Linked DNA regions of Homo sapiens: region 2 is linked to region 1. Evidence: chromatin loops called from intact Hi-C (ENCODE). Cell type or tissue: GM12878. All regions are shown on one strand.

Region 1 (8,000 bases):
CATATCTTTGATTAAAAGAGACACAACCTTTTCTGCCTCAGTTCATTGTCTTACCCGTTCTTAGTAAATCATAATCACTTCCCTGGAATTTCTTTTTTTAGGAGTGTAATATCTGCTCATATCGCCTTGACTTCAGGCTCAAGCTCCCATTGCCTAGAAAATGATTCAGGAAATACAACCCTCAGAAGACAAATACTACCTCATCTTGAATAAGTGAGGCAGTCATCTTTTGGAACATGGGCACTTCCAATCTCAGAATAAATGCTCAGATATATTTTACAATATAATCAGAAAACCAAAGAAATTCAAAATTCACTTGAAGGATTATGTGGCCATTGTTCATATACAGTGCATATGTGAAATTCTCTCTCAGCGTGGTGAAATGTGGACTCAACACATGATCACTCTGTACTCATTTAAAGATGCACATGTCATAACAGATATTACTACATGTTAATACATATTAATACACTATTGAAAGAGCACTGGAATAGGAGTCACCATCTCTGGTTCTAAAACGGACTCATACTTTCCAATGATTGGACTTGCTATATCACTTAAGCCACCTCAACTTCAATATCTTCATCAGTGAAATGAGAACTTATTGGCTTATAGAGTTATTTTCTCTGAGGTTTCCAAAATAAGTCAGAAACTATAGCCAGAAGGTCATTCTGGCAGCTTGCCTGTTTTTACAAATAAAGCCCACTTGTTTACTTACTTTCTACGGCTGCTTTCACACTACAAAGGCAGAGTTGAGTAGTTGTGATGGACACCATATGGGCCACAAAGTCTAAAATATTGGCTATCTGACCCTTAACAAGAAAAGCTTGCTGACCTCTAGTCTAAAAGATGATAGTTATGAATTTATTTGAAATACCATGAAGTACTATTAACCTATATGATAGAAACTCTTGGTGGATTGAAATTAAGCAACTGCCATTTGGCTCAACTAGCTAGAAGAAATAGTTAAAAGTTCAATTTAAACAAAGGAAATAGCTCCTAATAGTTTCCCTTACACTATTTGATATTACTGAGGTATTAGATGCTATCAATAAATATTTGTTGCACTTAATGTTACCAACTGATCACTAAGAGATTTTGCTTAAGAAAAATAATCGATTGATGATTGATTCACAGGAAGTTGATAGAATTGATTTTTACAACTCTGATATGCAAATTGTAATATTAGATATGCCAATCAAAGTGCCACTATGCTTAATTGTTTAAATCTTAATCTTTGAGAAGTGCTTCTGCTTCGATGCAAGATTACCTACGTTTTCCAAAGCTAGGATGAAAAAATTGATGAATGAATGAAAAACCTATTGAGCTAAAGTTTTTTCTGAAAATCATCTGCATGCTATTATTAATACTTTCTCAGTAACCATGGAGAGGAAAATTTTGTGAAAACCCAGAAAATGAATTTAATAATGTGGATATTATGAGCCAAAATAGATTTATTCAGTGTGTGAAAAAAATAACTTTTTTTCAGAAATTTCAAAATTTCTTTCTCAGTGATAACTGACATTAAACAGTATTGAGTAATGGGACTCTCTCCTAAATATCTTTTTAATTTTGGTTACATAAAACTCATAAGTAGGTACTGATAAAATATTTTTGAAATATTAAAATGGTTATTTTATCCTCACGAATTTCTACCCCCAAATTGCCTCAATACTTCCAAATTGAAGAAGTACCAAAAGGTCTTGTATCATAGAGTTTCTGGCGTTACATAGCTATAATTATCTTTCACTATGACAGGACAAGAAGCTTGAAGACCTAGGGTGTAAGAAGGATATTCAGGAGAGGAAAGGAAGCCTTACTTCTTCTGACCAGAGGATTCTAACAGAGGTCAGGAGAAGAGAAAGGCAAGAAGACATTAGATAGATTGAAAGGCACAACAAGGGTAGAAGACCTAATGCTTCTCTTCCCTTTAGGGTCTCTGGGGGAGTTCCCAGGGCACACCAGGCTCTTTAACAACAGAGAAGACCTCAGATCATTAAGAATGCAGAGCAGCAGGGTCAGGAAAAAGCACAGGTTCAATAATCATTCCCAGGCCTCCCTTTCTTTCCTGTGCCTCGCATGCGGGGTTAGAGCATATGGACCTGCCTTGGGCCCCTCCACAGTGAATAACAAGGTGAGGTCATCATACCATCTGGAGGGCTACAGAATCATCAGGGGCTGGATAAAGAAAATGGCAGAGGCTCAGAAGGATGTAGAGCACCCCAACAAACCAAAGGAGGCTGAGTCAGCAGGGAGGAGCCCATAAGCCCTACATTAGCCAACTTTTAGCACCTATAGCCTTTGCAGACTTTAGCAGCAGTCACCTATTAATCTCTAAAACTGAACCCAAGCCCATCCCACCTCAAAGGAGAGCTGCCAAAGCGAATTCAAGGACCTGCAAGAGACCAGCCACCACCTTTCCCCTAAATCCCTAATTTCAGGGATATAATGCTGTCCTCCATAAATCCTGATACCATTTTGAAAAAGAGTAAGGGAAAAGAGAAGAAATGGGAAGAATTGAGTAATTCTCTCAAGTAGATTGAGCTAAAGCTAGAGACATGTTAAATTATTAGATGAGATTAAATTTTAAATCATATTGGGCTAAATTTAGTTTTTTCCCCACTGCTCAGTAGGCACAGTCCTCCTAAGATCAATTAAGTTATAGAGAAAAGCTACATTTTCTCTGCATACCCAAATTGTAGCATGAATACATTTGCTATCACACTATAATTATATTGTTTGGTTTAGAGGAAACATATTGATGAGACGTTTACTCAGGGTTTAAGAAATCTCTGAAACTAAAGAAGATAGCTTTTCTCTGCATACTTACATATTAGAAGCTGTGTGAGATAATGGAGAGAAATGTGCTGGAAGGCAGACCTGAGTTCTAAGCCCAATTCAACTATTTATTATCTGTGTGAGCAACTTAAAAAGTCATTTAAACTCTACAGCAGTGAGATTGTGTGTTCCATGTGAAAAATCTAGGGAATCATTATGCCGGATTACTTAGCGTCTTCATCCATAAAATGGGGGAGGAGAAACAGACGGGGAAGCAATAATGTCTGCAACCTTTCCCATTCTAATTTCCTAGTAGAAATGACTAAAAAGGCAGGTGTCATTTTTCTTAGGTAACCAGTAACCAGTAACTTTTTTAGTTTGGTTCAGTAGGAATTCACCTATGGGCCATGATTCCAGAAAAGTTTGAGAGGAACTTATTGACAGCGATGGTATTTAAGGACAAAATCAGAGTGACCTATGTGGGATTAGAAATTTGCGTCCAACTTTCAGCAACCTGTTTTGTAACAAATAAATTAATTTGAAAATCATTTCCTAGAGTAGTGACTAAAAATGGTAAGGGATCAAAAATTAGTGTGAGTCTCAAACACAAATGAGGCTAAAAAGGCTCTTCAAGATGAATGCCTAAACCTGTTGGATTTCTTTAATTTTAATATGAAAGAAGGATCTTTTGATTCCTCTACTCCCTTCCCCTGAAATTTCCTCATTTATACCAATAAAGAAATCAGTGCAATTTTCAAATTGCAATTAAGTTTTATGGACTTCTAAAATTTTTCTGTTCAATGGGATCACAAATGTTTTAATATTTTGGATGAAAAAAAGGAAATGAGATGTCCGTGTCAGTGAATCAATCATTCATTGATCATATGGGCATGTAATTCTCCATTAAGAAGTATGTACCGGAACAGGTCCAAAGAAAGAACAATAGTGATACATGTGACAATAATAAGTCTAGCTTTAGAGTTGCAATAGCCTTCCGCGTGCCAGGTAATGAGCTTTTCATGCATCTTGCTCACTGAGATCGTCACGTGTGGTCTTATTAATTCACACCACAATGACCCTCAAAAGTAAGTGTTGTTATGCATCACCATGGTGTAAAAATAGCAGGAATTTTTCTGACTATACTCCAAAAAGAGATTTTAGCCGTTAGTTCATCACAGTCTAATAGCTAAACTTATTTCTAATAGTTTAAGTATTTACAGCCCCACAAAGTCTATACTTCAGCACTTCAATCCCATAGATTAACAATAACCACAGTAACTCTTTGCTCTCTATGAGCAAATACTGCCATCTTGTGGAAATTGCACGCCAAACAGAACATTATTGTTCCATAAACTCAAAAGTTTTTCTTGTGTTTATTAAGAATTTTGCAACTCAATTTTTGCATTGTCATACATACGCGCACACACACACACTCGCACACATACATACACATTATTGTTGCTTATAATTACAAGGTACAATTCTTTAGATTTTCAAGTTCAATTTAAAAGGGCCAGTGCTTTGGGAAGATTGAAGGGAACATATCTCTTTGCTTATTATAAGAATTCATCCTATTCATCTTCCAGGCAGTGCATTATATTTTACCACACTTGCTTTACATAATCTTTAAATTGGGTTTTTGTTAAATCATAAAAAGGAGGCCATAGTGAGACCATTCTGATGGAATTTCCAGGAACACTAGATTTTGTAGCAAAATGTTATGACAGAACTCTGGACTTAGAGAACACTTTCATTCCCTTCCAACACTTGTAGCCCATGCCAGCCTGTATTCCTGGAATCTGTTGTCAGGGGTGACTGAGGGGTCAGATGGTCCAATTTCTCTGTACATCCCCAAAGATGAAATCTCCCTGCAATGCCCCAGCCACTTGTGCTGCCGTGAGCATAAAATAAACAATACAAAGAGATTTTTGTGGCATATTCGTACTTGAAGCACCTAGAGAGGGTGCTTCCTTCTTTCCCCTCGATGATCTCCTATCGCTCAGCTGGCTGAACCTAAAAATTCTGCAATTAAATGATTTTTTTTGGGTTTAAGGCTTTTAATTCCTATTAGAATTTAAATAGGTGAGGTATTATATATATATATATATATATATATGAGGCATATATATATATTTCAATAATGATTTCTAAAGTCAAAATATTTTCCAAGTTTAGAAAGAATAAGGAGACAAAATTAAATAAAATGAAATGCAAGGGCCCCAAATACCACTGAGAAGAAAGTGTAGGCAGTAATTAAGTTCCTGAATGAAGGAAGGAATAAATGAACATGAATTGAGGGCATTAAAAAAATGGCTTCACAGTGTCACTCAAGCCTCTCCGGTGGAATGTGCAGTCGTGGTTTAGAATAAATTTTGTACCCAAGGAAATGTCTGGAATGAAGTCATTCTTCAACTGTTTATTAAATGGATAGATGAATAAAACAGGAATGGAATAAATTAGAAAACAGCATCAATCGTAAGAAAAAAGAATAGGATCTGATATCAGAGTTTAGGATTCATTTACCAAAACTGTGTTGAGTATATTCCATCAATAAATATGCACCTGCTCTGTAGGAGGCAATATGGAGGATGAGTACACACTCTCGAAAATGGAACAGACTGATCAAGTAATTATAAATGATGATAAGTGCTATGAAGGAAAATTCTTACACTTTCACAGTGTATTAGTTCGTTCTCTCACTGCTATGAAGAAATACCCAAGACTGGGTAGTTTATAAAGAAAGAAGTTTAATTGACTCACAGTTCCCCATGGCTGGGGAGGCCTCAGGAAACTTACAATCATGGTGGAAGGCACCTCTTCACAAGGCAGCGGGAGAGAGAATGAGTGCTGAGCAAAGGGGAAGCCCCTTATAAAACCATCAGATCTCGTGAGACTCACTATCACAAGAACGGCATGAGGGAAACCACCCCCATGATTCAATTATCTCCACCTGTCCTGCACTTGACACGTGGAGATTATTACAAGGTGAGATTTGTGTGGGGACACGGAGCCAAACCGTATCACAAGGCTACTGACCAATATGGTGTGATGCAAATAGGAGAGCAGGATAACAGGATCTCATTTTGTGCCCAGATGTATTCTCATTAAGCAAATGTTGCTGTAGTTGCCTTTTATATCTACAAGTACTTATAAACTCAAATTTAAAAAGAATTATTTGTTCAAAGATGACTACATTTTTCCTCCAAGGTAATCAATGGTGCTCTGACTACCTAGAGCCTTTAGGTGGGCAAATACATAAGGGATGTGCCATTATTTTTTATTATTATGGTAAGAATTCTTAACATGGGTGCTATTCTATGAAAATTTTTAATGTACAATACAGTATTGCTAACTATAGTTACAATGTTGTACAGTAGTTTTCAAGAACTTTTCCCTCTTGCATAACTGAAGCTTTACACCTATCGACGAGCAATACCAACATCATTTAAATGATATTCATGAATAGGCCAGGAAAGTAATTTTGATACCATGATTACATCTTTGTGTGTTGCCTAACACAGTGCTGGAAATTTCTACAAGTAGTTGCTTCTTTGGATCAAGAGATTATTTCCCATGTGTATTTCTTAAACCTGTTACTTGGAAAGCAAAATGAGAGAAGGGGAATGAAGGTCATAAGTTTGGGAAATGCTGAGTTAAACAAAATCATGCCGTTTTCTTTTCTGCTGGTCTTCTGAGAGTCTTTAATAGGCTGACATCTTTGTAAATTCCCAAGAGTGTGTTTCTCAGAATTAATAACCACAAGGCCCTTTTCTTACAGAGGTCTTGTAGGTACTGGTTTGCTGTGAAATGCACTTTTGGAAATTCTGGAAATGCAAATGGCTTTTTCTGGAATGGAAGCTGGAATAAGGGTGACATATAACCCATTAATATTCATAATCATTTTAGTAAATTCAATTAATCAAATTAATTACTCTTCTAGAGCAACACTCTAGACAGATACATTTCACAGGAAGCAAGGAGAAAAGGTCCAGGTTGTGGGGGAGGTTTCAGAACAGTCTCAGTCCTGGACTGCCAGCACGGGGCACCAGAGCTGAGGCTGTGGGAACGTCTGGGAGAGATGACAGGGACCTGAGACCAACCCTCTACCAGAGCCTTAAGGGCTGGTCTCACTCTAGTTTAACTCAGATTAAACACTGACCCAACTTCCAATGCACAAAATCTTCTTCCCTTTATCATGTTGCTTGTTCTTCTAGCCATGTGGATGACATGAAACAGGTAAAAAGGTCACTACAACTCCATTCTCTGAACTCTTAAATTGTAAGCAGTCTCACCCCAAATAATCCAAGACCTTGGGCAAGAGTACAAATATAGGTTCACATACCCCAAGTCTAATTATGTAAAAATTATGCATTAAACTAAAACCTGTTTGATATAATATATTCTATGTTCTTATCTGGACAAATATACCTTCATGACCCCTGGGAGGCCAGGTTTAAGTTTCTATGTGACTAGCCAGGAGGTCTGAACTGACCCAGGAGCACAGGGCTCTGGGGCCCTTTCTTTCCACCTGCAGCTCCAACTTGCACGCTGAAGTGTCTCCTACGCAAGGCTGTATACACCCGAGCTCACTCATCTGAGCTCTGTCCACACTCTACAAACTCCACCCTATAGAGCTATGGTGCACCCGTGGCTGTAAGATCTTCTGCCAGGAGGACAACCCTGGGAATAGGCCTGGCAGGCCCTGGAAGAGCACTAAGCTGTTTGGCCAGGAAATTCCAGGGAACCCAGAGGACGATGCACACTCTGTACAGGCACACAGCCTTGGTCTGATCTTCCTTGCCCTGTGAAAAAGGGCATAGCTGGAGGAGGGCCACATCTAGGCTGGCCTCAGGTAGAGCCTAAGAAGCACTGGGAATTGAGAATAATTCCTCTATGAAAAACACACTTTAAAAAGCTGCAGTGTGCAGCTACCCTCAGACTCTGGGGAGGGGAAAAAGAAGCAGCAGAAGAAAAAGAAGAGGGTTTTTCCTATTTGAATTTAACTACTTCTGAAAGCCTCTGGTCAGGTTTTCTTCTTGTTTTCCAAGGTAAGATTACTTCCCCTTTGGCATTAAAAGGGAAACTAGATCAGTTGTGCGAAAAACCAAAAAAGATGTATTTTATCAACTTGAAACTTATCCCAAGGCTTCCTCTCACACTGTGTTAAATAATAGGTCTTCTTAATTGAATTTCTTTGTGTGTAGCATATGCTGGGTGACATT
Region 2 (8,000 bases), 600 kb before region 1:
TTGACCTCTTAGAAATCAAGCAATAGAAGTATGGCTTTGCCTTTAACTTCTGAGGTTTGAGCAGAAATGTAATTTTCCAGCCTCTCATCATTTCTGTGACCTTTCTGAATTTCTTCACATTCTTCATTATTACTGGAGTTTAGAACTGAGTATATCTCACTACTTTCTTAGGAAAGGCCTTAATTAATATTTGAAGGAATTTGAGCTTCTAATTCCCACATCCTTTTTAATGCCTTATTTTCTATTACAGCTGTGCCCTAAATAGTTTTTAAATAATTAGCTGTACATGGTAATTTATATTTTTAACAAACTTACTACATAATTATCGTTCATGTGGTCTTTAGACCAGATTTTGAAATACTGTGAAGATTAAGCACCAGACTCAACACTAAGATTTTCAGGGTAAAAAAAATAACAATTTTAAAAATGTGTAAATCATAGTTTTTATGTGACTGAAACTATCATCTCCAATTCCAGTTTGCCTTATAAGTTTTATTTTTAATATAGCAAAATTCTCCCCCCTTCCTGCAATTTTTGCAGTGTAAATTGTGCTTACTAAAGTTAAAAATATTTTAAGTTTTTACCAATTATGTTTTCTTTTATACTTTAAGTTTTTCTTATTAATATCTATAGTTATTTCTAATTTTTTATCTCATAAAATCTGCTGGAATTTAATTTTTAAGACATTCCAATTTTTATTTTGACTATGGCAGCAATTTAGTCAATTTCTAATATATTTCCAAAAAATGATCTCCCTAACATTTCCAGAAAAGCCTTGAAATCCTAATAACATTTCTTTGGAACAGGCCAGTTGAGGTTTTTCTCATGATGATCATGTTAGGACTGTCATAGTGGAAAGCATCCCATTTGAGGAAAGCCCTCCTTATTCTTTGTGAATTTTAGAAATTTGATCTCTGAATCCTCTGGAATGAAAAAAATCTTAGGCAGACTGACAGATAACAATTTTATCAGAATTGTAATAAGTTACCATAAATTAACACTGAATATGAAGACAGTGCTTAATTAAATTGTATATATTCAAATACATTTATTGAAGAATTAACGCTGAATTAAATTAGTTACAATTTTCATGCCTATTAGTGACATAGAAGCTCCTTTAAAATATAATAAACATGTCAGCTTACCACATAGTAGTTTCTTCAAATTGTTGAGATTTAAATAAGGATAGGCCTGTGTTAGCGAGGAATAAAAATATTGTGCTTCAGCTCAGTAGCTTCCTTCTTGTGTTTTCTTTATATCAGTGTGTGTTTGTATATTCCTTTTTAACAACTTTATAATTTAATAAAATCTTGTCTGTAAGCTTAGCAACCCATAATTTATCATTATACAACTGGACTAATGAATTTATTTTACAGGTACATCATCAACCTGGAATCATTTTTGTCTGTTACATACATTTTACATGTAGAATTCCTTGAAATGTTAAAATGTGCTATCTGGAGAAGGGTATCCTAGAAAGAATGATGACTGTACCAATAATTAGAAAGAAGCAAGAATTTTGAAGGAAATATGAGGAGTTCCATCTTCATCATGGTCAAATAAGAAAGATAATAGAACACCCAAGAGGCAATATGAGACAGCTCAAAACACAATATTGAATGCTGTGCAAGATTAAATGAAGAGAAAAGAGAAGGGCTGGTATTCATTCATGCTGGCCCACACAGGAATAAAAGCACTTACCGCATTTTCTAGAGCATAATAGTTTTAGCAACTCTTTTGAATCTGCTTCTTTCTGTTTTATACATTTACTTTAAAACACACATCTTGGAAGTATCCTCTTTTTTAAAAAATCAAAAATATTCCATGGTAAATAACATACACATTCCTTTCAGGTTGTGTGTATACATTTGTTGTAAACAAATATCTTAGAATTAATATTAACATTTTTCTGTCAAGATGTGTTATTTAAATACATATACAAATTATATGTGTATTTAACAGCCCCACAATGTGATTTAATTTTTATGTGCATTAATCTAAGAACATTATGGAGCATATAAACCAAAATATCAAGAGTGGTTATCTCAAGACAGTAAGATTATAAATGCCTTTATTTTCCACTTCTGATTTTTTTTTTGTGTATATATATATATATATATATATATATATATATATATATATATACACTATATATATACATACATGTATATTTTCTCTCTCTCTTTTAAATAGAGACGAGGTCTTGCCATCTTGCCCAGGCTGGTCTCAAACTCCTGGGCTCAAGTGATCTTCCCACCTCAGTCTTCCAAAGTGCTGGGATTACAGGTGTGAATCACTGCACTTGCCAGTTTTTTTTTTTTAATAACAAGAAAAAAATTTAGCAGAATTTAAAAAAAGAGAAGTAGTTCAAAATAGACATTTCTTATGACTGTATATTTTTTATGATGGGCTGTCATTAAATATTTAGCCAAAAAAAGAAGTAAAACCATATGAAATTTTAATTACTTAAGGAACAATGTCATGTAACATTGGTAGGAGTGGCTACTAGTCTGGAAAATAAGTTTGGGCAGAAATAGTAGACTGTGGCTTAATATTAAGGCTACCTGCAAATGCCCCTGTAACATAACTAGTACTGGACAGAATGTAAGAGTTATGAATTTGGGATGACAAACATGGAGACTCAGAATACATTATATGGATTTTTAGATTAATACAGAAGTTATAGCATGGAATCAGGATCCCTCCTTAGGTAATTGCCCCACTCCTATCCCTCTTCACATTGTCTTATAATTACCTATTAAGTTAGTTCTCTTTATCCATGGACTGTAAGTTCATCACACGTGAACTTGGTTTTCTTTACTGTGCTTGGTATATAAATAGGGCCTTAATGTATTCTGGCTAGATGAGAGATGTGTGACAGGCGAAAAACCAAGCCCGGGGGGGGAAAAAAAAGGTAATTTAGAAAAGAAAATAAACAGAGGGAAATACCGAACAATACAGATGGCTCAGCAGAAATTGTAGAAAGCGACATAAATAGATTTTAAGAGCATGACTTTGGGACTAAGATAACCCTGGTTTGATTTTCTTCTCCATGAGAATGAAGAGCAGATGTAACGGGCTAAAGTGAGTAAGGATAGCAGCACTGAGTAGTGGCATCAGAAAAGCATCTAAGTTTTATTACAAGACAAATTAAACTCAGAATATAACAAGGCTCATTCCTGGGAATAATTTTTTAAAACACAGCTGAGATAGTCATAAAACATGCAGTTATTTTAAATTTAGAAACAAAACCAGGACCTTTAAAAATTTATGCTTCTCTGATTTTTGTCCTTCCAAAATTAGTCTAGAAATAAGTTTATTGAGAAGTCAGCTGTTTTTAGGCTCTATGTTGACTTTTAATAGTATCAAACGAATGGTAGGGGAAAAAAATGAAAATACCGGTTATCCTTGTTTGAGGAATCTAGCTTTGGGAGAAAAGTGACAAAATATGCTTAATTTTTTTCCTTTCATTTTTCAGATGTCGTTTTAGAAAAACACTTAGGGAGGAAAGAATGTGAGTGATTTTTGTTTTCATGCCAGAGCACAGACACTTACGTGACAATTGGAGTAAATAAAGTAAGCTTTGACTACTGTTCTCTAATTCATGCGTACCTCTGATATTGACGTGTTAAGGAAAATAACGTATCTGCAGCCCCTTTCCAGAGAGGCACTATGACGTAAGAGTTCAGAGTATGAGCACTGTTATTTCACACACCTGTGTTCATATCCTTGCTTAGCAGGAAGACCCTGGAGAAGTTTTTCAGTTTCTCTGAAGGCTGCATTCTCATCTGGAAGATGGAGATAATAACTTCCTCATAGGATTGTTGGGATAATTAAATGAGGTAATTCCTGCAAAGGGTTTAACACAGTGCCTAATACTAGCAATTGCAAAGAAATATAAATTATTTTGTTATTATTATGTAAGCAGATATCACATCAACTGTTAGTCCTCAGACTTGGCAACTTACAACTGGCGGAAGGAGAGGAAAGGAAAAAGAGAGAGCAATGTCATAGTAGGTTGTTGTTCTTTTCTATAAATTCATACTGCAAAGAGAAGAAAAGACCAGGAGCCTGAGCAGAAGCCCCTAAATATAGCCAAAGTCAAGGTTATTAATAGAGTGTGGGATTGCTAAAGATTAGAATAAATGAATCTAAGACAGAGGGGACACAGGAAAGAGGAGATATGAGAATCCTCTGTCATTTACCTCCCTGACTTTCCTTTCAGGTGTCTTACAGTAGTGAAACTGGAGAGAGTAAATGAAAGGAGGGAACTGTTGACAGCAGAGAATCAGAATAGGAAAACTTGGTGTGCCTGTTATGACTCTTCCAAAAGAGCTTCCCTAAGAGCAGAGTCCCAAAGGAGAAGGCATGAAGCATGATGTTTTAGTTTTGCGCTAACTCCTCTTTCTCTCAGAGTATCTGCTTTTTCATATCAGAGCTGAGTCTTATCAACAATAGTAGCAACTTAACATAAATGAACATTCCATAATTAAAAGGACTCCCTTTAATTAAAAATACTGTGCAGACAGGAGGTGCTTCTTAAAGCTTGGAAGATTGATGGACGGCGCAAAACCACCTATTAGAACCACAAATAGGGAGCAGAAATTTAAACACTGAAAATTAGAGGAATGTCATTTGTATTTATTAATACTCAACCAATATTGCATTGAATATCTATATTGTTACAATACTAGGAGTGGAGAATACTAGCAAATTAAAGGTGTTTTATCTTAAAGCACTAAATCATATGTATAGGCACTTATAAGGCATTACGTTATAAAATACTAGTTGTATCTTTTAGGTAAAAGGAGCAAATGAAAGTTGAGTGGGATTCACATAGCCTGCAGTCTTCATGATTTCCACATGGAAAGAGAGAATTGGAGCTAGCATTTAAACACTAACATACGTGAGTAAAGATAAAGTGAATGAAAAATTGTAGTGGACTGTAATTTGTTAGCTAAAAATTTTAGTATCTATCTATTAAAGTGTTTCTTATGCTGTTGACACTTTAAAGCTAAAAATTTACATTTTCTCAAACCCCAACATCTAAAGTGGGTAGAAGGAGTTATAGCCACTGGTCTGCTCTCTCTACACTCCCTTCATTTGGAGAACATCACCTGTGGGAAAGAAAAGAAGTCAGGTGACCTGGGTCTATTCTCCTTGTCAGCTGGACATCCAGGAAAATGGACTAAAAATATTTGGAGAAAGAGACCTTATCTCTGCAATGCTGTCAGCATGATGTGCTGGCAAAGAATAATGAAACTTAGTAAACATAACCCTGTATCGGTAAGGCATGGCCATCTGTAAGGAATGCCACACATAAACTATAGAACTATCTGGAGTATAAAATGAAGATGTTTCAGAATTTAACAATCACTGCTTTATGAGGAATCCCAGAAGCCTCATGTAGGGATAATGCAGGGATATAATCTCTTCTGGCCAGAGCTGCTTGTCAGACATGAGAAGGAAGAACCTGGGGAACCACCCTTAATGTCTGTTCTCTCTGTGCTTGGTCTGAGGCTTTTCTTGTCTGTCTCCTTGAAATAAGTACTAGGTTACTACTGAGTAAGGTCTCTGATTCTCGTGAGTCTGCTTTGAGAATCTAAACCAGTGTGCTAGCTCATAGGTTGCTAGATATGATTTGGGCTCCACTAAGCAGATGCTCTGTAATGAGCCTTCAATTTGTAGTCCATTAAGTCAGGAGAGAGGCAGTGCATTGACAATTATTTTACTAATCCACTTACCACTACAGTTAATGGGAGCAAGTTGTGTGCATGGTGGCGGTGAGAGAGTAAAAATCTTGTATGTTTCATAAGAGAGGTAGTGAAAGTGACAGCAAGAAGAGTAAATAACATCAGAAAGGGAATGTAAAAATTGTTTGAATTCCAGCTTTGTTCTGAGACACAGCAAGCAATTGTTGTTTCTCATTATTTTAAAAGAAATTGTGTCTTTTTGAAGTTACTCTTGAATTGCTTCAATGACAAATTCATACTCTAGAGGCACCCCATTCCTTGTTTGATGGCTCCAGTTGTTGCACAGTTATATTGATACAGATCTGTCTCCAAAGAGATTCCAACCAGCAGCCTGCTCCTTGGTGCTAATTTTTATTTTGACTTCAACAACTATCAAATCCATCAAGGTATGCTAGTCACCTGGTTTTTGTTGTCTTAGTTATTTTAGTAGTTCTCTATATCGTTTTTAAAAGTCTATATTGCATCCTGAGGTCTCTTCCCTGAATGTGCTTAAATTTGGGTAGGCTCCTTTTTTGAAAATAGATATTAGGTTTCTCTGCAACACAACCACCACCACCAACAGAAAATGGCAAGAAAGGAAATAAAAGAGTAATGAAGGATGAGCCTATAGATTAAAATACACTAAAAAGAAAAACTTAACACATAGTAACACATGTACTTTATTTGGATACTGATTCAAATGAGCTGCAAAATTAATTTATATATGAGTTATTTGAAAATTTGAACATTAACTGAAAACTTGATGATATTAAGAAATCATTTTTTTTCTAGGTATGATTTTAGTATTTGGATTATGTTTTAAAATTTCTAATATTTTAGAGATGCATTCTGAAAAATTTTATAGATTTGTTTCAAAGTAACTTAGGGTGGTGGTGGTGAGTATATAAATATAAACATATATATGGTTGGGTGCAGTGGCTCACACCTGTATTCCCAGCACTTTGGGTGAACGAGGCAGGTGCATCACTTGAGGTCATGGATTCAAGACCAGCCTGACCAACATGGCAAAAGAAACCATCTCTACTAAAAATATAAAACTTAGCGAGGTGTAGTGGTGCACTCTTGTAATCCCACCCACTTGGGAGGCTAAGGCATAAGAATCATTTGAACCCATGAGGCAGAGTTTGCGGTGAGCCGTGATTGAGATCGCAGCACTGCACTCCAGCCTGAGCAACAGAGTGAGACTCTATCTCAAAAGAAAGAAAAGGGAAGGAAAGGAAAGGAAAGGAAAGAAAAGGAAAGGAAAGGGGAAGAAAGAAAGAGAAAGGAAAGGAAAGGGGAAGAAAGAAAGAGAAAGAAAGACTTTTGTTAATATTTCAAATTCACCATAATAAAGGCATCATTAAAAAGTTTTAGATGAAATCTCATTAGATAAGGACAGTTTTCTCTCACTAGCTATACGTCTTACTTCAAGAAAGCAGCTCAAAAATGTGTGTATATATATGTATATTTAGTTAGCCAGTCAAAAGAATGAACAAATAGATAAAAAATATATCACTACAAGTAGAATGTACTATTAATAAGAAATCATGGGATTCCATAAATTAATTTATTAGTTATATAAATAAATAATAGTCATCTCTTTTAAAATTTAAACATGGGCAATTGGAGTTGACTCTGTTTTGGCTATTTCCTTGCTCTTAGCAAAAATAAAAACAGAGTCTTTAGCTTCAACTTAAGATCTTACAGAAAAAGAGAAACAGAACCGTGACTAGAGATACTCATTTTTTAAGGAATCAAATTTTATATGAAAGCTATTACATATATAATTTCTAGGGTTACTTCTTAAATCAACCCAGTTTCTGGCATAAAAATACTTTCACTATAATCACCAGTACTGAAAATGTGGTCCATTTGTGCCCATGAAACTTGCTGCATTTGGCTCTGAGCAAAAGGACACTGGTAGGATAACAATTAAAATAAAAGTTAATATTTTATTTACCTTCTTAGTTCTAGGTCAGTTTTCAAACTATAGAAACAGAGCATTATTTAAATATTCCCTCAGATGACTAGGGGATCATTCAGTGGCCTCAAGTACTATTTTTTAAAAAACAGTGAATAAAAAGAACATGTATTCACTCCTTCCCTGAAAGTTATATTATTCTTCCAAGTGGCTTTTTTCAACACAATGAAATACACACACACACACACACACACACACACACACACACACACAAACTTAAAATAGGCTAAGTGTAAAAATTATAGAAAATATTTATTGCCTATTTTTGAGCACACAAACCAGAA

What was found. Hi-C counts contacts between places; a loop is a spot of excess contacts. Peaks named below come from ENCODE experiments on the same cell type or tissue, not always from the same donor. Only the 100,000 strongest peaks of a DNase experiment are listed, where the experiment ranks them.
Region 2: it touches region 1 in a loop (3-fold over the local background); 5 of 110 quality-filtered maps call a loop at or near these places.

Annotation. Positions count from the first base shown.
Region 1 is chr4:93,760,740-93,768,739 of GRCh38, forward strand. All of the region lies in intron 14 of GRID2 (glutamate ionotropic receptor delta type subunit 2), which reads left to right. Among named protein-coding and RNA genes, the nearest start is that of ATOH1, 64 kb to the right of the region's middle. In GM12878, a CTCF peak has its summit at 4,082 (motif pointing left); no DNase peak of the experiment used is centred here; H3K27me3 peaks cover 431 bases.
Region 2 is chr4:93,161,256-93,169,255 of GRCh38, forward strand. The region is part of intron 4 of GRID2 (glutamate ionotropic receptor delta type subunit 2); the gene reads left to right. Among named protein-coding and RNA genes, the nearest start is that of ATOH1, 660 kb to the right of the region's middle. In GM12878, no CTCF peak of the experiment used is centred here; no DNase peak of the experiment used is centred here.